Regions from separate parts of the Mus musculus genome. Here region 2 is linked to region 1. The links are chromatin loops, found by intact Hi-C in ENCODE. Cell type or tissue: left cerebral cortex. All regions are shown on one strand. Links, peaks and the distances in the headings refer to the core of each region. The heading gives the core; the rest is flanking DNA. Region 1 holds the start of Tnrc6a (trinucleotide repeat containing 6a). Region 2 overlaps Arhgap17 (Rho GTPase activating protein 17).

Region 1 (9,945 bases), core at 2,458-6,457:
CTTGTTTCATGGGAGAGACTGGAGCAGGTTTAAACCAGTTAAAGGACTTAGAATAGAAAAGGGCAAAAGAAGGTTGTCTGCAGAGCGAGTTTTCTGAGAAAGTAAAAGGGAGTAGATTTTAAGTAGAGGAGAAATGTGCAGATTACTAGCATTATATGCACCGAATATGTATGTACCTATGTGCATTATAATATCTTAATGCATTATATTGCAGCATCCCCCTTTGGGTATGTATCTTATTGTATTTACAATCAGGTATGTGTCTATATTGTAATTTAAGAAAATAATTGTAATAATTGTATCTTCATGTATTATATTACTGTATCTTATTTTATCTACATGTAGACTTACATACTTTACCTACAGACATGTATCTTACAGTGTTCACATGTAAGAATTTTTGGGTGTTCACATGTCTTTCTGAGAACTAGTATGGCATCTGCGTTTCCATTCTTTTATTGTAACCAAGACCCCAGGTATTGCAAGTAGCTGCGTTTAATGCCACCTCATAGCATTAGATGTCGTAGCTGGCTACAGTTATTCAACCTTTCCTGTGCATTTGAGTTAATATCTTGATTGTGAAGTACTTAAAAGTGATACCCAAATGGTTATTTCTTGAGCAGAGAAATTCGTGCAAGTGGAATTGCTGAGTCAAGGGTGTGTAAAAATTTGAGGCACAAAAATAAAAAAAATGAAACTTCTGGGATGCATTCTTCACCTGGGAAGAGGCACAAATCGAGAGGTTAAATAAATGTGGCTGAAGGTCAAAAGTAATTAGATGTGGGTGAATTTAAAAAACGGCGCGGGCTAGTCTGGCAGCGGCAGGGGTGGAATTTGCGGTTTGCTGGATTTTTTTTTTTTTTTTTTTTTTAAAGGCGTGTTTCTGTAAGGGAGGGGCCGGGCCGAGGGGAAGGAAACTTGTGTCGCAGTAAAGAAGGAGGAGGGGATGGTCCGAGGCAAGCCCGAGCCAGCCTCGGCGAAAAAGGCCGCGCTCCGCTCTTGCCAGGCCCCAGAGCCGCTCGTGGGGAACCTCGGAGTTCCCCGACAGCTCCGGCGAAGTCCTGGACGCGTCAGACAGTTGTCAAGTGGCTGCCTCGTCCGGCAGGCCTAGTTGCTAGGACCTCCATCTTGGGGCTCCCGGGCCACGGCGCCCCCGGAAGGGGTTGCGAGTGGGGCATTCACTTCCGGTCTGGGGCCTGCGGCGGCAGCGGTGGCGGCGGCGGCGGCGGCGGCAGCGGGACGGTGTAGAAAATGGCGCTGGTGCAGCGGCTCGGGCCTGTCCCCGCGGCGCTGCGGAGGGCTTGAGGCTCGCGAGCCTCGTTCCCCGCGCCTCACGCGCTAGTGCACTTTACACACATGAGGTGAGCGGACCGGAGGGGAGGCTCGCTCGGGGGGCCAGGAGCCAGCCTCCGGCGCTGCCGCAGGACCCCCTCGGGCTGATGGGCGGCGGCGCGGGGCAGTCCCCGGGGGGACGCGGGCGTGGGCGGGAGTCCCGGGCGGTCCGGGAAGCTTGGTCCGGCGCGGGCTACGGCTCTGGGCTCGGTCGCCCTGGGCTCGGCGGCCCGCAGCGCTGCAGCCCGCAGCCCCGCCCCTCCCCCACCGCGCGGGCGCTCTGCCGCAGCAGCTCCGTTTTCACGCGCATCCCCTCCCCCCGTTTTTTTTTTTTTTTTGTGTTTGTTTTTGTTTGCTATTTCAGAGAATTGGAAGCTAAAGCTACCAAAGACGTAGAGAGAAATCTTAGCAGGTAAGATGGGCGAGCCTTCGGTCTCCCGCCCCTTTATAATCGTGTGTTTCCACTCTGCTTCGCTCTTCCTGGGTTTACGGACCCCCCCCCCCCAACCTCCACCCCCACCCCCCAACCCCGTGTCATTTGCTTTCGCACTCACGGAACAGACATTCGGGAGAAACGGCCTCAGGGAATATTGCATGGGGGGGGCATTGCAGGGAGACGCGTAATTACGAGTGTGTTCGTTCTTAAAAAGAAAAGCAAAAGGCAGTTCTTGTAAACTTAGTTAAAGCATTCTCACCCTTTTAGAATTTAATTAGGGGACTTGTGCATTAATTACTATTGTAAATGGTTGCAGGCATTGTGTGACTCATGATTGAGGCGGCCCTTATGGCGGGCTGTCAAACTGTTTTGGCTTCCCCGTTATTACTTTGTAGCTAAATTGTTGCCTTTATAAAAAGATACTATGTGTTCACATTTTTTCCTCTCTGTCTCTGCACATTGTAGTCAGGCGGATTCTGTTGCATTGGAAACAGTTTTGTCCTTGAACTTCATGAAGCATAAACTGCGTTTTGTTTTCCTTTGAAACTACATTTTAGTCTGTGTTCAGTGTGTGCTCTTTTTATCAGTTGGGAAAGTAATTAAAAATTGTTACCAGTAAGTGATTATCACTTCTGCTGGGTCTGAGTGCTTTTGCACTGGTAACTGGTAAGCATCAAATACTACCTCAAAAGAGAAGTGGGGTTTTTTTTTGTTTGTTTGTTTGGTTAGGTTTTGTTTGTTTGTTTGTTTTTTTGTCTCCTACCCCGAAGTAATGCATTTCTGGAAAACGTTTAGTTCTATTGAGCTGTAATTTCTAAATTATCAGAGAATTGTACTATACTTGACCCGTTTTCAGATCCACGTTTAAACAGACTTTTCCTTTACCTATTTGTTTTTGCATCATATTTAGACACTCAGAAACTTACAGATTAATACAGTAAAAACAACTTCCATTTGTTTTAGGTCTTAATATGGCTTACGTTTGTTTACTGGAAGTTCTAGGCTTATGTTGGGGTTATTAGCACACTTGTAATTGCACAAGTATTTTTCACCATGTAGAATTAATTGTTCCAAATTTCTGGCTTTTTGATTTTATAAATGTTAATCTGTTGGGGTGACTGTTACAGAATCTGTTCTCTTGGCAAAGAAACAGTATTGGCTTACCCATTAAGGGGTTTTTCTGGAACTCTAAATAATTATGGAATCATTTAAAGGGACCTTAAGAGCTGATACCAGTGGCTAAATGTCAGCTGGATGTTTAAACAAGTTATATTGTGAAAAGCAGGAAAGAAAGAATAAGATACAGAACCGAACGAAATAGATTGAATTATTGAGATGTAATTTTTAGTAATAGTATAGGTTTTGGATCTTTTTCTCCTTTCAATTTTTCTGTGAGGGTACCTAGAATTTAGGTAAACATTGTAACACAAGCATGATTTTCCACTTCATTATGATTGGACAGAACTTGGAATCTCTTCTCTTGGCCTCGTTTGAATTCCAGCTCTGCCACTTAAAATGACCTTGACTCTTGGCAGGTCACTTAGCCTCTGTCTAATCTATGAAACGAGAGGCTTGGGCCATCTTAGTTACTAAGGTCTGTTAGACCCCCTTAGGTCAGTGTCCACAGAGGGCATGTACAATTAGGTGGGAGAGCTCTCATATATACTTAAATAACGGTGGTACAAGGTAGTTGATGGAAGGGTCGAGAGGAGATGTCATTTCATTCTCCTGCTTGAGGAGATTCATTCATAAGATCATTAGGTATGAAAAAGAAATATATAAACAGTTTAAGGCAGAACGTCCAGTGAGGTGGGACCAGTTCTTTTTGTTTAAAGTTAAGGTGCTTTGAGTAGGAGGAAGGTGATTAGATTAGATTAGATTAGATTAGATGGGCACCTGCTTTATTTTTCCCGAGTTTGAAAGTATCACTCTTTATCCATTACTACCCTGCTCAGGAAGTCATGGTTGGTAGTATTCACCCTAGTAAACTGAGTATTTTCTGGGAACCAGTATCATCTGCCTGGTATACCCATCTAAAGACTTTGTATACCTCCTTATTCTTGAGTGTCTGGGTGAACTAGGTGTTCTTAGTTCTTGTGCTTTACATATAAGAGGCTTGAGGTATGTGCTGAGTTTAAAGTCTGACCGTTAGTAATTTCAGGAGCCATCAGTTTTCATGCTGTGTTTAAACTCTTTACTGAAGGTAAGGTGCTGCACTTTGAAAAACTGCAAAATTTCTTTTAGGAAATAGAACCTACAACTGCATGCAGTATGCTTATCTTGGAGTTTCTCACCATGGACACATTTTGGACCAGCTAATTAATTATTTGAAGACTGTCTTTTATAGTGCAGGATGTCCACTGTTACCAGGAGTACCCTCTACTCAGTATTTGTAATGATCAGCATGTTTTCAGTTTCTGAGAAAGGTCCATCGGGAATGGAAGGTAGGGATGTGGATAGCATTGTTGGAGATCTTGGTTCAGGGTTTGAATATGAAAAGTTCTAAATATGTAAATAATTCATCAGGAATCTTTTTGTATCATGGAAGCCCAGCGAACACTAGTGTGTGTGTGTCTAGCTTAGAAGCTCTGTTCTGTGTGGGCCAGAGTTGGGCTGGCATTCTTCTTTTCTGTGGTAAGTAGCAAGTCCTTACCAAGGCAGTGCCAGGTGTCAAACACAGTGGCATGAGGGATGCATTTAGCTAGCTTTTTAAATTAATTGTTGGCCTTTAGAATTGCCTCGTTCTGTCAGTACCATGAACATTCAAGAGAGGGAGCTGTAATGCTTAGATGAGGGTGACTGCCACTGGAGTGGACTAAGGAAGAAAAGACTCAAACCTAGTAAGCACACAGGGATTTTGTGTGCAGAGATAGCAAGCAGTTAACCAGACAGTCTTAAGACATGGTGTGTGGAGGTCTTTTACTCTAAGGCTGAAAACTTATATACATAGTCTAAGGAGCCACTGCCCACCTCCTGGTAGGATAGCACTGTGATAGGAAACTCTTTAAGGCTGGAGATTGTGACCAGGTATAATTGTTGGCAGTAGTTCTCTAGGTGAAAGCTGATAAGGATTTGCATGAAAGTGTTGGTAGAGAAAAGTAAGTATGAGCGGATCCTGGCATTTCAAAGTAGGTTAGTTGTGAGAGGAGTTCACATAGCTAAGATTCTCCATTTAGGATAAAGGAGAGATCGACCCAGTCTCAGAGTAAAATAGAAGTTTGTATGAGGAGAAACAATATTGGTAAAAATTGCCAGTTTAGAGGGGAAACAGAAACCTTCCATTAACTAGTACAATTTAGTTGATGCAAAACAACTTCTAAAAAAATAAGTTTGTCTGTATGAGTGTTTTGCCTGCAGGAATATCAGTGCACACATTGGTCCCAGTGTACAATTGGTACTCATTGGAAGCCAGAAGAGGGTGTCAGATCCTCTGGAAGTGGTGTTACAGGTTGTTTAAACTGCCGTGTGGCTGCTGGAATTTGAACTGCAGCCAGTGCTCTTAACTGAGGAGCCATCCCTCCAGTCCCCAACTGTTGTAATTTTTGAAAGTATTTTTAGAGGCTAAGCTACAAAATTACTGAATATTCAGAGCTGGACCTTAAGGTAGATATCAGCTGGTATCATTTTTTTCAAGTGAGAAAATTCTGATTGAGAGACAGTCTTCAAATGAGAGAGCTGGGATTCCAACAAGCCTTCTCCAATTCAAGTGTTTTTTACTACCCATTAGATAAGATATAACATGTTTCTGCTTTCTTTCCAAAAACAACAATGATGTCAGTTTTTTCATGCACATTCTAATGATTCCTATAATTTAGGTATGTTGTATAAGTAGAAGTTAACATAATTTGTGATACTGATCCCAGCTCCCAAGTCAACTGTTAAATGGCCATTGTACAACAAATATTAAAGATGCTGTAAACCAAATAGCATCTAATGTGGGAAACTTTTGTTTGAACCATGAGTGTCTGGAGCAGAGGCAGTGTCGCAGGAAACCCAGGATAATAGGAGTGGCCAGGGTATACGTCTCTAGATAGGGTTGTCTCTTCTTGCCATCATCCTAATTTTGTTAGACTTTTCTGTTGCTTCCTCTGATGTAGCTTGCAGGATAGGCTTCTTCCTAGCTTAATTTAGAGATTATGTAGCAAATTAGTTGCTATTAAAAAATGCAGGCTGTGAACTTGAAACTGAGAATACTCTGGAAATTTGAATCTAAACATCATAAAAATAGTTTTGAATTTTGGCATATCAAATATATCTGAAAGTATAACTTGAAAGACAAAGTCTTTTGTAGTTTTATTTTATGACAACCCCAGGAATTTTGCCCATGATTGGAAATACTAAAACAGGGTATGTTACATATATGCCATTCAGTCTGAACTAATCTCACTCCAAGGAAAATCCATCTTCTATTTTTCACTTGTGGGCTGAAGAGATGAGTAGGCAGTTAAGAGCTCTTGTTGCACTTGCAGAGGACCCAAGTTCCATTCAAGTTCAGCACCCACATTGGCTGGTTCCCAAGCAGCTGTAACTCCAGTTCTGGGGGATCTGATATCCTCTTTTAGACTCCATGGGTGCTTGCACTCACACATGCACATACAAACATAATTAAAAATAAAGTTAGTCTTAACAAAAAGTCATTTCTAATCTTAAACAAAGCACCAAAACGAGTGTAGCACCGCTTCTTAGGAGTATGTTACTATGTTTGTTTTATCATTTATACCCCAGACCCCAAATACAGAAGTATGTTCATGCAGTACAGAGCCTCTTGTGCATGACGGTCGGCGACCACACATGGAGTGTGTAGCGTCCGTCCCCTCAGGGTGATCCGATCCAGACTTCTTACTCTTTCTGAGGCTTATTCAGCTCTTGCACTTGACGCTGGCCTACTTAGTGTTCCTGCATGTTAGGAAATGCTACGTAGTTTAAACTGAAACTCAGAGTATTATTAAATTTACAAAAATTGCAAATCCACTTTAAATTTGAAGGTGGTGATTGCTACCTTTTAAAGTGTTATTTTGAAGATAGCTTTCTTATTGATGGACATAAAAGTTGTTTTCAACCTTGATTAGTGATGCTCAAATAAACTTGGTAAGAAAATGAAACATTGGTTATGTTTGTAATGTGTATTCTGGCTTTGTGTTTGTTTTGCTTTTGAGACATTCTTACTATATTAGCTTGACCTGAAATTTGGGATTCTCCTGCCTTACAGTTCCCAGCTCAGAGATTATGAACTGCGACACCATGCCTGCTGTTTAAGCTAGTTTGGTCTTGTGGCTCTAGATAAGGCAATTATGCTGAGTTATAAGGAACCACAGGTGAAAAGAAGTACTTTGAAAAATTGAATATGTGTTTAAACAAAACAAAGCATAAAATCAACCCAGAACCTAACGGGATAAGGTATTTATCAGACTTTCAAAGATTTGGTGTGTGTTAGAGTGGCTGTCAGAAGAGTTAAACTGAGATTGAAGAGAGTAAAATGGACCTGAGGCAGGCTTTCTTTTAGTTTTAAAAGGATGGCCACAAACATAAATATAGTTAACAGTCCTATTTAAGACATCTTACTTGAAGCATCTTTTGCATCCTGTTTTGAGTTGGCTAGGCAGCAGAAATCCTAGCATTTCCTTTCTTGTAACCAGGGAGAAACATTTGCATTTTCGGCAGTAAGGCAGTAGTGTTAGATCACAATGACTCAGCTTCCCATTTTAAAGGAATGTTCAAAACCAATTGAAACCTAGTTGAAAAACGTTTATACTTTGAACCTTAAAAAATATTTTCTGCCAACAGCAGTTGATTGGATTTTGTATAATAACAAACAAGCCTGAGCCAGCCCACTTGTTTTGCTGCTCTTGCTAATGAATTGTAAGTCTGATAGCATTTACTGGGTAGTGTGCTGCAGTGATGCTGGGTGTTTTTTATACTGATGTGTTTTGTTGACTTTAGCCCCTTCTTTCTCCTGTGTCTCTGTTCCCCAAGAAACACATTTGTGGGCTAGCAGAAGGAAAGCTGGTGCTGCCTGCTGCCTAAATATACACTGATCTTAAGAGCATTGTAGCATGCCTGTTGTTAACTGCTGTAACAGAAGGGTGCAAGAGAAATGCATTCTCGCTGAATCCTCAAGCAGGTGTGAGGTGTGTACATGAGACTTAGTGGGAATGTGGCAGGTTGCTTGCTCATTTGGCTCTTTTGGGTCCCTTCTCCAGTGGGGTGCACCTCAGCTCTTCTGAGGTAGAAGCAATGGGGACCCAAATTCAAGGTTATCTTTAGCTACATACAGGTTCAAGGTCACCTGCTTGATGAGACCTTGTCACAAAAAGTATAAAAATGGAAAGGGACATGTGAATATTCTTGGTATTCCTGTAGGTTAGTATTTCAGGCCACAGTTGTAAGGCAACTACTGGAAACTTGTTCCTCAGTGACTATGAAACCAGAGCTTAAACTGTTCAGTACTGTCCTGCTTTTCATCTATTCTCAAATTCCTCTGAAGGGCCTCCCCCCATCACCGAGTCCCTACTGACTGGTCTTGAACTCACTCACTGTCCCTGCCTGAGTGTTGAGACTATGGGCACAGACTCAGCTTTTTAGTAATATCTTTATTAAGATCAAATCTCCATGCATGTGAAGTGTGTGACCTGTACATTCATCACCTCTGATTTCAGAGTGAGTTTATGCTCATATTCCAAACACCAACTATTTAGCAGTCACTGGTCATTTAGCCTGCCTTCCAGCTCCTGCCCTTCACTGATTGATTTTCTGTTTTGAGCATTTCTTTTTTTTTTTTTTTTTTTTTCTGAGGCAGGTTTTCTCTGTATAACCCTGGCTGTCCTGGAACTCATTTTGTAGACCAGGCTGGCCTCGAACTCAGAAATTCGCCTGCCTCTGCCTCCCAAGTGCTGGGATTAAAGGCGTGCGCCACATAACTATGGAATCATGCAATAGAATTCTTTAGTGTTTGTGTCTATCTTACTGTATTTTCAAGCTTTACTTGTATTGATTCATTGTAAGCACTTCATTCCTTTTAATGGGTGAAAGATCCCATCCCACTGCACAGATTTGCCATCTTGCATTTGCATAAATATGTGATTTATTTTTGTTTGTATTGCCAGGAATTGAACCCAGTGCTTCAAATAAATGCCAAGTGTGTGCTGCACTACTAAGCCATACTTCAGCACTGTGCTACTTTATTTATCTCCGAATCATTTAGTAGGCATTTCAGTTGTTTTCACTGAAGGACTGCATAATGCTGCCGCCGTTCACATTTGTGTGCTAGTATTTATATGGATGTGTTATGTTACTTCTGTTCAGTATCTCCGAAGTAATGAAATCGCGGGTTCTGTACAATAGCTGTAACTTGTTGAGGGGCTGCCGGACTGTGTACAATGCAGTCACACCATTCTCCACGTCACCAGCAGATGCTCTTCCTCACACACACTTGTCCTGTTTAATTGGGAGGCAGGCACCTTTGTGGATGAAGGAAGACATCTCATTGTGGTTTTGATTTGCATGTCTCTAATGAAACTGAGCATCTTTTCATGGCCTTTATTTGGCTGTTTGATTTGGAAAAATGTCTATAGCCTTTTGTCCGTTTTTAAATTCCAGCTTTGAGTTTTGTTTGTGTTTCTTTTTGAGACAGGGTCTCACTGCTACTCTGGCCTAGAACAAACAGAAATTCACCTACTCCGCCTCCTAAAGTGCTAAAGGTCTTCACCCCCATGCCTGGCTTGGTTTTAAACCTCTTTTTTTTGGTTTTAAATTTTTAAGTGGCTTGGTTTTTGCTTTTTTTGAAACTGCAAACTTGATAGGTAGCTGAGGACTGACTTGGGACTCCTCCCTCCCTTTGCTGCTTCTCACCACATGCGGGGTGAGTGTGCATCACCACATCAGTCCTGTGTGTGTGTGTGTGTGTGTGTGTGTGTGTGTGTGTGTGTTATTTTGTATTGTTGAGTTGAGAGTTCTTAATTTTATATATGATTTACAAGTATTTTCTCTTATTCTCTCTGCTCTTTTCACCTTTTTGTTGGTCCCTTGAAACACAGATAGTTTACCTGTGATGGTTTTGTGGCTTGTGCTTTTGATATTAGTTCCAAGGTTGGAAAAATCCCCCCTTCCCTTTTTTTTTCCTCCAAGGTTGCAAAAATTCCTTTGTTTTCTAACAGTTTTATGGATTTTACATTTAGGTC
Region 2 (9,945 bases), core at 3,586-7,585, 240 kb after region 1:
AAACCCCAAGTAAGACAGGAGTCAAGCATTCCTCATCATGTTTCTGCAGCCAGGTCTTCACAGGCCTGCCACACAAGAATACCGCCAATAAGAATACAGCAACACATTATCTTGGAGCCTGAACAGTAGGATAGAAATCATGGGAAGAGGTCACTGCACAATGGTATGTTCTATGGTCTCAACCACTCTGAAAAGTGAGACACAAGGATCATGCAGGGAGTGCAGCTCAAAGCCAGCCTGGGGAGCAGCAACTCTGCTTCCAAAAGGAGGGGGGGGGGGAGAGAGGAGAGGAGAGGAGAGGAAGAAAGGAGGAAAAATGAAACAATAAAAAAGTAGAACAGACATAGATAGTGTATACACACACACACACACACACACACACACACACACACACACTAATAAACCAAAGATATAATAAAATGACCAGTTGTAACCAGTCAATTATACACAACACATTAATATCACCCAGGTTAACCAATAAAAGTAGTTAGGTTCTCAAGAATAGGAAAACACTTGGGAGGCACATAAAAGTCTGTGTACATAAAAAGAAGTGCTGTGCCCAATCTCCCTATGGCCCCAGAAGATCTGCATCTACCAAATCTCCCTGAGGCTCCCCCACAGATAACCACATCAGACAAACCAAACCATGCACTCGTGGCAAATAAATTAATTTACTTTTGTACTAATAGGGCATAACATGAAGGTACCCAAAAAATATTACTACCAATTTATTTATTTTATTTTTCAATCAAGCTGTCACTATATAGCTTAGGCTGCCTGGAATTCACCATCTTCCTTTTCCTGGCCCCCATGTTCTGGGATTCTGGCATGTGCCACCTCACCTGGCCCAATTAATATTTTAATGAATGAGTCTCCAAACAGTCAGAATTATAAGTTTTCCCTCAAAGTTAGAAAAAAAGCAATCTCAATATCCCCTTTTAAACAAAAATGGGGGGAGCCTAAAATTTTAAAAAAACCTGATCACATAAAAAGGACTGGATAATTGCAGATTAAAAATCTATACACCAAAAAAAAAAAAAAAAATCCAAATTGACTATCTGACTATGTAGTGGCGTGGAAGAATTTTATATATATATAAAAAAATCTATACACCAGATTAGAACCATCAGTTACTGAGGCAGTGCAGAACTGGCACTCACACATGTGCAGACCTGAAGCAGTGGGAGCACGGAGGGAAGGCGGAAGACACAAGAACACAGAGGAAAGAGGATTATAAACACAGCAGATGGAGAGTCACTCTCTTTCAGCAATGAGCAGCCAACCGTGACACGTCCTCAGTTCTTCCTGGGCTTCTTCTGCAGCTTGGTCACTGTAGTCCTGGTTCCCCTCAGTCTAGGCGCCATCACTTAGGTCTGTCTATCTTCCCCTCTAAGCCTAGCGCCACAGCTTCCTAACCACTCTCCCAACACATCCGAGACACACCTGCTCCCAGACTGCAAGCCCAAAGCATCTTCACTTTCTTAGCTTCCTTCCACACAGGACCCCCAAATCTGATTGTGGCAGTCTGCAAATCATGGAAATCATAATTGATCTCTTCGAATTGGAAAAGAAAATTAATGATAGGCTGCAAATAGGCAAAAGCCACCAATACTGCTGTCTCTAGCAGTGGGTGGTAGTGGTTAAAGACTGTATTTTAATCTTGATATCTGGGAATTCAGGGGATGTCATTGGTACATTATTAAGTCTTAATACCCAAAATGCAAACACAATAAGAGTACTACAATGGTCTGAATAAGAGACATATAAACCTGCTCAAAACAGGTTTTATTTATGAGTCCCCACCCACCATGGAAGGACTGTGGGCAGTTAATGGCTGCTAGTGGAGGGGGCATCATTCTTTATTACCTGTTTCCTTCACACACAAACAACCGTAACTAAACTCAGGGGCCATAAACAAAAGTCATGAATGTAGGGGCGGGGCTTATTGAAAAGAGGGAGTTCATCGGGAGAGGAAGAAAGATGAGGAAGGGCAATGGGAGTAAAAATGACCCAAAATCCATTATACTCATGTATGATTACCAAGGAATTTTTAATGAAAAAAATCTAAAAAAATATAAGTGGATGATAAATACAATAACACAACAGAATTTCAATTTGCAACCAAATTTCTCTTTGGAGGAAAGATGCTTATCAGTTAATACCAAGTAAAGAAAATTAGGCACACCAATTCTAACATTTCTGCAAGCTAAACTCTATACTAACTGATAGTGCATGCCAACCACCATCCTCTGCACAAGTGACCTGAAAATGAAAGTGCTGGAGAGGGCCGTCCCCACCAAGAAGGCTGGAGGGCTGTCCCCTGTTAAGAAGGCTGGAGAGGACTGTCCCCACTAAGAAGCAGACCCGGCTGTCTGTCTGATTTATAAACAGAAGAAGATATTAAAGTAAAGGATAGAAAATACAGAGTGCCATGTCCCTTACGGTTATTTCTGTCCTGTTGCAACTCTGTTGTCACCTAGTGGCTCCAGCAGCTTGTCACGTGATGCCCACGTGCTCTGTATCTAGAGAAGCCCTAACTGAACACATTCCCCTGCCCCCCAGCACATGTCAGAGACCCCTGTACTACACAGAACACCTTGAATCCTAGCAGTCCCAGGTGCCATGAGTGGAATACTCGGTGTATTCCCCCAGGTCTGGCTGCACTTCAGCCCATATATCTGCAAGTATCCAATGACCGTGTGAAATCCAAGCTGGTGAATTTCTAATGTCTACGCTGACAGGTGACAATTAGTTGGGAGACTCTCCACGCACCTCTCAACGTTTGCTGAATGAATACTTGTGTTCACCTGAGTCCCTCTTGACGGGCTCCAGGACTTATGGGTTCAAGCATCTATGAAGCAGACGTCTGATCAACTCATGTGAAAGAATGTGAGAAACTAGAGAAGAAATGCTAATGAAACATTAAAGGAGAGATCAAATGGATGTCGAGCCCAGAAGGCATCTCTGATAAGGCAGACACCTAAAAAGGAAAACTGTGGGAAGGGAGTGGAAGAGAGAGACTTCTTAGGATAATTACTACCCAATAACAATACAACCACAAACTTGCAATCAACAACAGGGTGTGACCCAGGGTCACCAACCCTTATAGCTGATGGAAAGGGGACTGGACACTGCTTTCACGTCAAACGTGATCTCACTTCATTTGACACAGGTTTTCCGTGGCTCTGTCCTATCTCCTAGAATTTCTCTTAGACTCATATTAGTCCAGAACACGTTACTCCACACAATTCACTGCAGTGCTCCTTGAGCCAGCAAAACAAGTTGTAAGACAATCTTCCGTCCAGGTGAGAACTGAGAGGCTGACTAAGGTGACAGGAAAGACGGACGTCCATCGAGAACAGAAAGCACATGAAAGGATAAGAGAAAGCTGGGGACGGTGACAGCAGGGTTCAAAATGTGGGGGAGAAACAGGACTTGTAAAATGGCTGGGGGAACCCCAGCTGGTGACATTTGCATCCATGGGAAAGGAAAATAAATTTTTGTTCTGTTTTAAGGTTGTTGGGGACAGAACCCTTGAACTCACAAGTACTCCACTAGTGAGCTATATCCCTAGCCCAGCAAATTCACTGTCAACTCTTGGGGTTCTATGGGCCACCCAGCTCACCTTTCTAGTTATTCACCCCTACTACTGTAGTATGTGACTGTGTGAGTTGCAAAAAGCCTTTGACAAAACAAGATGGGTAAGATTCAGACCATAAGCAAAAGTCTAGTGATCCATGGTTTAGGGAAGTGAAGAACATGAGGCAAATTTAAGGATGACGGCCATGAGTTCAATGTCTGCAGCACACTTAGTGAGAGATGTTCAAGACTAAGATGGGGGTATCACCTAGGAGTGGAGTCATACAGGACCAGAGCATGAAACTGCGAATCATCACCCAAGAGGTGAGGGTTGCTGGGCTGAGATCACCTAGGGGAGGGGTTTGGGAAGAGAAGAGACCAACAGTGCTTTGGGGGAGAAATTGCTTCTGATCCGAACAGATTTTTTCCTTTATCACTATTCCCTAAAATATACAGCATAACATTTATACAGTATTTACAATATATTAGTTATGGTAAGCAACCTAGAGATGATTTAAAGTATGCAGAACAACTTCAATGGCTATGTGCACACACTATGACATTTTATATGAGACCTGAGCATTTGAGAATTTTCACATCTGTAGGTGTCCAGAAACAAATATACAAGGAGTGTGCAATGTACAACCATTAAGGTCTGGGAAAGAATGAATAGCATAGCACAACCTTTTTTAAGTCATCCTTTTTAAGAACAGGGCTCCTCTTGTTGGTAATGGTGGGGCAAGCCTTTAGTCCCAGCACTTGGAAGGCAGAGGCAGGCTGATCTCTGTGAGTTTGAGGCCATTCTGGTGTACATACAGAGTTCCAGGACATAGAGAAACCCTGTCTCAAAAAAGTCGGGAGGGGGCTCCCCGACTTTAAAGGTTTATCTATTTTTATTTTATGTGTAGGACTGCTTTGCCTAAACATATGCATGTACATCATGTATGTGCTGTGCCTCTGAAGGCCAGAAGGCAGCCCTGGGCCCTCTGGAACTTGAATACAGACAGCTGTGAGTGGACATTCTGATGCTGGGAACCCAGTCCTCTGGAAGAGCACAAATAATCTTAAGGTATGAGCCATCTTTCCAGCGCTCTTTTTAAAGGAGGGCTTCCATTTCCTTTTCTAAGGTAAATAACTTTGAGTTCAGCTGGTAGTGGTAGATTAAAAGGAAACTCTCCAATTGGCTAGAAAGTAAGGCAGTTCTAAAATAAAATACCTACCAACTTTCTTTTCTTCTTAGTATAAGCTACCGTGTATGCAAAAAGTAGCATAATATGTAAGAAAACAAAACAAATAATGACAAAACAAATTAGCCATCTACATCTTAAGGAGTAGCCTAATCCTAACTCCACAGGCAACAACCTTTCATGCCACAAGCATTAGTCTCTGAGCTAGAGGTCAAGGCAGACAGCCCAAGGCCAGATAAAGTTTGCAGATATGTTTTCTTTGGCCTACATGGATGGAATTGTTTTCATTTTCGTTGCTAACATTTAAGTATCATAAAACTTTGCAGGAAAATCAGCCTTCTGGAGCATCATTAGAAATGGGAGATGTGGGGCTCAGAGATGGTTCAGCTGGTTACAACACTTGCTGTGCTTGCAGAGGACCTGGGTTCAGTTCCCAGAACCCACGTGATGACTCACTGCCATCGGTAACTCCAGCTCCAGGGATCTGATGCCTGTTCTGACCTCCACAGACTCATGCATGCATGTGGTGCACATTGACACGCACAGGCACATACACTTACACAATATATGGATGAGTATGTGTGTCCCTCTTTTTAAAAACAGGGAGTTGTGGCTAAACCATATGCTTATTCTCCAAGGCAACAAGTGGCTAGAGCTGTAAGCAGCCCCCCTGTAAATGGATGTGTTCAACAGCCCCCACCACTCCCCAGCCTCACACCCGCCTCTCACCTCAATTCTTTATCTGTCCTGCAACTTGAGTGTGTGAGCCTTGCTCATACATAGTTTCAATCTCTTGGAGTATGGGAAACATTATTTGAAATAAAAGATTTATAGACAATCATATAGGTACATTACTAAAACGAAAATAGATCCACAATCCTTTTTCCTGGGGGGTGGGGAGGACAAATATAAAAATAAGCTTGAAGCCCACTGACTATAAACTTGGCCTGTGATGGCAATAACATACTGTGCATGGATGGCTACATTTTTATGTATCCTTTGGGGTAATTATATGCACATGTTTTGCTACAGAAATAACATGCTGGGTGTGAAGAGCTGTTAGGCAGATTCAGTTGGAGGTTACCTGTAACACCGGCAAATACACACAAAAGTTTTGAATTCTGAAACTCATCTGAAGCTGATACATCCTTGTCATCAAAGCACATGGGAGGCTAGACAGGAGTATCATGAGTTCAAGGCCACCCGGGCCTATACAGCAAGACCCCGTCATCAAAACAAAGATCTCAGGGGCTCCACATCTGGAACCACAGGTCTTTCTGCCTTCAGGAAATTACATAAACAGTCAGTAGATGGAGTGCCATAACATGTTTCAATGGATTTTTACTTGGTTACCATGGTATCCACCTACGTTAGAACGATACATCCAAAATATTCCATAGTCTGGCATGGTACACCCTTCCTTACAACAACAAACCATGAAGGGTTCTCCCCAGCACCAGAACTTCTGTCACCAGATGACTCACAACAGTGTCCCATGTTACCTTCATAAATAAAGATGATCTAGGCGACCGAATCCTTCTGGGGCTGGTGTTTAATTCTCCGGCACCCGGGCGGGGGGAGGGGGTGTGGATTTTTATATACCTGTAAATAAGCTGTTTGAGATTCTAGAATTCTACAACCTGCCACTCACCCAAGGTGGCCTCAGAAAGCCTAAGAAGATGCTCAGATAGAGATCCTTTCCCTAGCCTGCTGTATCAGAGGCTAGATGGAAGCCACTGGGCTTGGGACCTCGCTTTCCTCAGACGCTTTGTTCAGAGATCTCTGGGGAAAGGTAGAGCAAACCCCACGTGTGGGAAGACGCTTGTTAAGTCAGTGAGGACTACACAGTGTTCCCACAGGCAAAGCAAGGAGCTGGTATGTGACAGGCATGCCCAGGTAATGAATGCTGCCTCACGGAGAAGTTTTATACAACATGGTACCAGGGGTATACCATGGTACTGTGACATCAGCAGGCAGCCATGCACTTCGACTGCAAACTCCTACTGCTGTAATGGACAGCTACCTCTGCTCCTAGACAGAGTCCTAAGATCTCGATGATCAGGAAGAGGTCAGCAAGGGATATAAAGAGATAAAACCCATTAGCCATGGACTGCACACACAGGGAGCCGATGACCATCCCCAATGGGAAAGCTGTGGCTTGCTTCAGGACCTGTACTGGACAGGGATATCAGATCCTGACAGAATTTCCAAGATTCTTCTAGAAAAAGCATGAGTTCCATATTTTTCAGATGACAAGTACTAATTTTTTAAAGTGACAATAAATGTACAAGCATCGAATAATACAAAAAGAATACATCTGTGACCTGCAAGCCAACAGTGCATGTTTGGCTGTGACCACTCATATGTCCAGAGAATATATGATTTAAAGAGGACTAAGTCAGGATTCTAAACCTCGGCACAAATGTGGCTGGTGCTGTATAATTCTTTGTTGTTGGCACTGTTCAGCACGCATGTCAGCAAAAGATGCCAGCAGCAACTCCCGCCCCACCTACCCAAATTATGACCATCAAGAAGGCTGGAATGTGGCTCTGTGATAGAGCATCTGTCCTAAGAAAGGCATCTAGATACCGCCTAGGGTCCCCTGAGGAAACACAGCCTCAGGTAGCAAGCCCGCTATTACAGTAACACCCAACTCACAGCTCCCAAGATTTGATGGAGGCAGCACTAAAAATGAATCAAATACCATGCATGTCTGCTTTGAGGTCAGAACCTGGTTTGGATCCACAACTCTGTCATGTTCCAGCTCTGTGACCTCTCTGATCTCTGGCTTCCTTATTGTTCAATTAGGAATAAACAACACCACCCCAGAGCTGCCCGGAGAATGCTGTGAGTTCCTTATGAGAAGTGCATCAGCTTAATGATCACGGAAGATGTTCAAGACATTTGTTCATAAACACGCCACCTTTCCTGGTGAAGAGTTCTGTGGTTAGAAATATATGGGCTGCAGAGGCGGAAGGCCCACACCATGTCCTGTGTGGGTCACCGAGTAGATGTGCCAGCCTGGCAAATCATTTGTCCTTCTTCATAAAATATAAATGGTAGTCACTGTGGGTGAGAACCAGGCCAGGTGCTGAGGCACAGCCCTTGGTAAGACACGCCGCTGTAGAAAGGCGAGATGATTACTGTGTCCCTATGAAAGATCTCAGCAGTGAGAATGAGCTCTCCACAGAGCCAGAGAACCAATGGCACCATGGGGTCAGGTAAAGAAGGAATCAGGAAGTGGAAACTTGCAGGTCCTCTCAGATAAGCAGTTGCCAACACAGCCACAGACCACATCTAGCCTCAAAAATTTTTGAGTAGTGTAATGTTGTAATACTGCTGTGCTTGCTTGAGTTAAATATCAGCTAATGTTCCCTTAAATTTACATTTTAGGCACTCCAGAGGTTGGGACCCATTATTAGAACATGGCCCTTCAGGTTCTCTGTGGTCCTTCCCTGGACCTTGACTTGCCAAATGAAAGCACTCAGAACAACTCCTGAGACTCTCAGGGCAGACTCTCTGCCAGGGATGTACTCCTGACCCACAGCAGCTCCTAACTTCACACTCCTTATCCTCCTGTCCAGTCTCCTCTATCCAGACAACACTTGCCCACCATCACCCCTGACTCCCTGCTGCACCATCTGCCCTCTCTAGATTATCTGAAGCCAAGAGTGAGAGAATGCTTCTCCTTTTCCACAACCAGACTGCAAAAGCTCAGCAGGGCTTTTCTTGCTTAACTGATCGGTGTCTGCCCATTCTCCTTCTGCTGGTAATAGTGCCCCAGTTTACCGTAGGGAACCAGCACTCCTCCACTCTCTATTTGGGTGGGGTTGAGTCCATTTCATTTCCCATGAAAGGCATGTGACCCAGAAACAAGAGCCAATCCGGGGACTTTGGCCACAGTCACACAGTATTCTTTTCCTCTGAGACTTGCGCTGAGGATAATGGAAATCTGTGAACACGGTTTGTCTAAAGAGTGAACCATCCAGAATGCCCTCAGATCCAGCACTGGGAAGGCTGGGGCAGGAGGACTGGGAATTCTGGGCCATACAGTGAGATTGTCTCAAACAAAAGCCGTCCTATGCCTAGACTCCTGCTCACAGGCCAACGAATTCTTTTCTGCTCGGGTACCTTGAATTATGTTTTTTTTCTTCACCAGAAGAGACCTAATTGGTATCAGCAAGTCTGAAAGAAGTTGGAGAGGGCAAGAGAGCACAGGCCCTGCTCACACCTCCCAAGAGCAGCTGTTCTGAGCGTCTCCGTGCAGTGGCAGGCAGGCTCTCCTCCGTGCACTGCCATCCTTCTGCAAGTGCTTATTTTATGTGTATAATGACTTGGGGTTTGCCCATCTCCTCCATGTATCTACTGGGAAGCTCCAGGGCAGAGATCTCGTTTGTATTCTTGGTCTTTGATTCTTTAATATCGCACAGTGGTGTACAGTGTAGCCTCACTCAGTGCTCACTGAATATGAGACTCAACAAAGAGCAGGTGACAAAAACATCCACCCCACTACATTGCCCACACTGTGAGACCACCCCATAAGCCTTGCCCACAGACTCATCCATCCACCCTCTGCACACAAAGTGCATCATGTTAGCTCATCCTTTCTAGGCATTACTAATCCTCAACCATGCCAGGCCCATGAAACTTCTCGGGGGAATTACTCACGAGCATTCCATCCTAGCGAAATTCCTCACGGCAAGATAGCACCTAGAACTCCACAAACTGATAACTGTAGTCGATTACACAGATAAACTCCTCCTCTATCCAGATCACAGCTGGGAGAAATCTGTGCTAGAAAAGCATTCTTCTTTGCCCAAAGACACCCACGATCTGCTTCTGATGGGAGTGTACCAACCATCTGGCTCACTGAATAATAATTCTCAGTTCTAGCCTCCATTTTTCTTCCTACCCCCTTAGGGTTACTTAAATAGGGAAAACTTGAGCTCGTGTGCGCGCGCACACACACATACACACGGGGGGGGGGGGGGGAGTTATCTAGGAAATCAACGACAAGAGAGCAACAGATTTTCAACCCAGTAAAAACAGATGTTCTGACTTTAGTCTCATGGCTACCACACCCTTACAGCTCTGTAATAGCTGCAGCTTCCCCTGGCATCCAGCAATAAAGACTTTCAAACAGAGTCAAAGGTCAGGGCCAGAATTACTGTCCCAGTAT

Evidence for each region. Hi-C counts contacts between places; a loop is a spot of excess contacts. Peaks named below come from ENCODE experiments on the same cell type or tissue, not always from the same donor. Only the 100,000 strongest peaks of a DNase experiment are listed, where the experiment ranks them.
Region 2: a loop joins it to region 1, with 3 times the contacts of the local background. A loop is called at or near these places in 1 of 42 quality-filtered maps.

What each region holds. Positions count from the first base shown.
Region 1 is chr7:123,122,972-123,132,916 of GRCm38, forward strand. Tnrc6a (trinucleotide repeat containing 6a) reads left to right here and starts at 914. Exons shown (of 24, transcript NM_144925.3): 1 at 914-1,361; 2 at 1,697-1,744. The coding sequence starts at 1,357. In left cerebral cortex, for the core only: a CTCF peak has its summit at 4,540; DNase peaks (open chromatin) are centred at 4,575 and 6,255; H3K4me3 peaks cover 460 bases; H3K27ac peaks cover 358 bases.
Region 2 is chr7:123,357,991-123,367,935 of GRCm38, forward strand. The region is part of intron 1 of Arhgap17 (Rho GTPase activating protein 17); the gene reads right to left. Among named protein-coding and RNA genes, the nearest start is that of Arhgap17, 7.0 kb to the right of the region's middle. In left cerebral cortex, for the core only: a CTCF peak has its summit at 6,058; a DNase peak (open chromatin) is centred at 6,177; H3K27ac peaks cover 1,266 bases.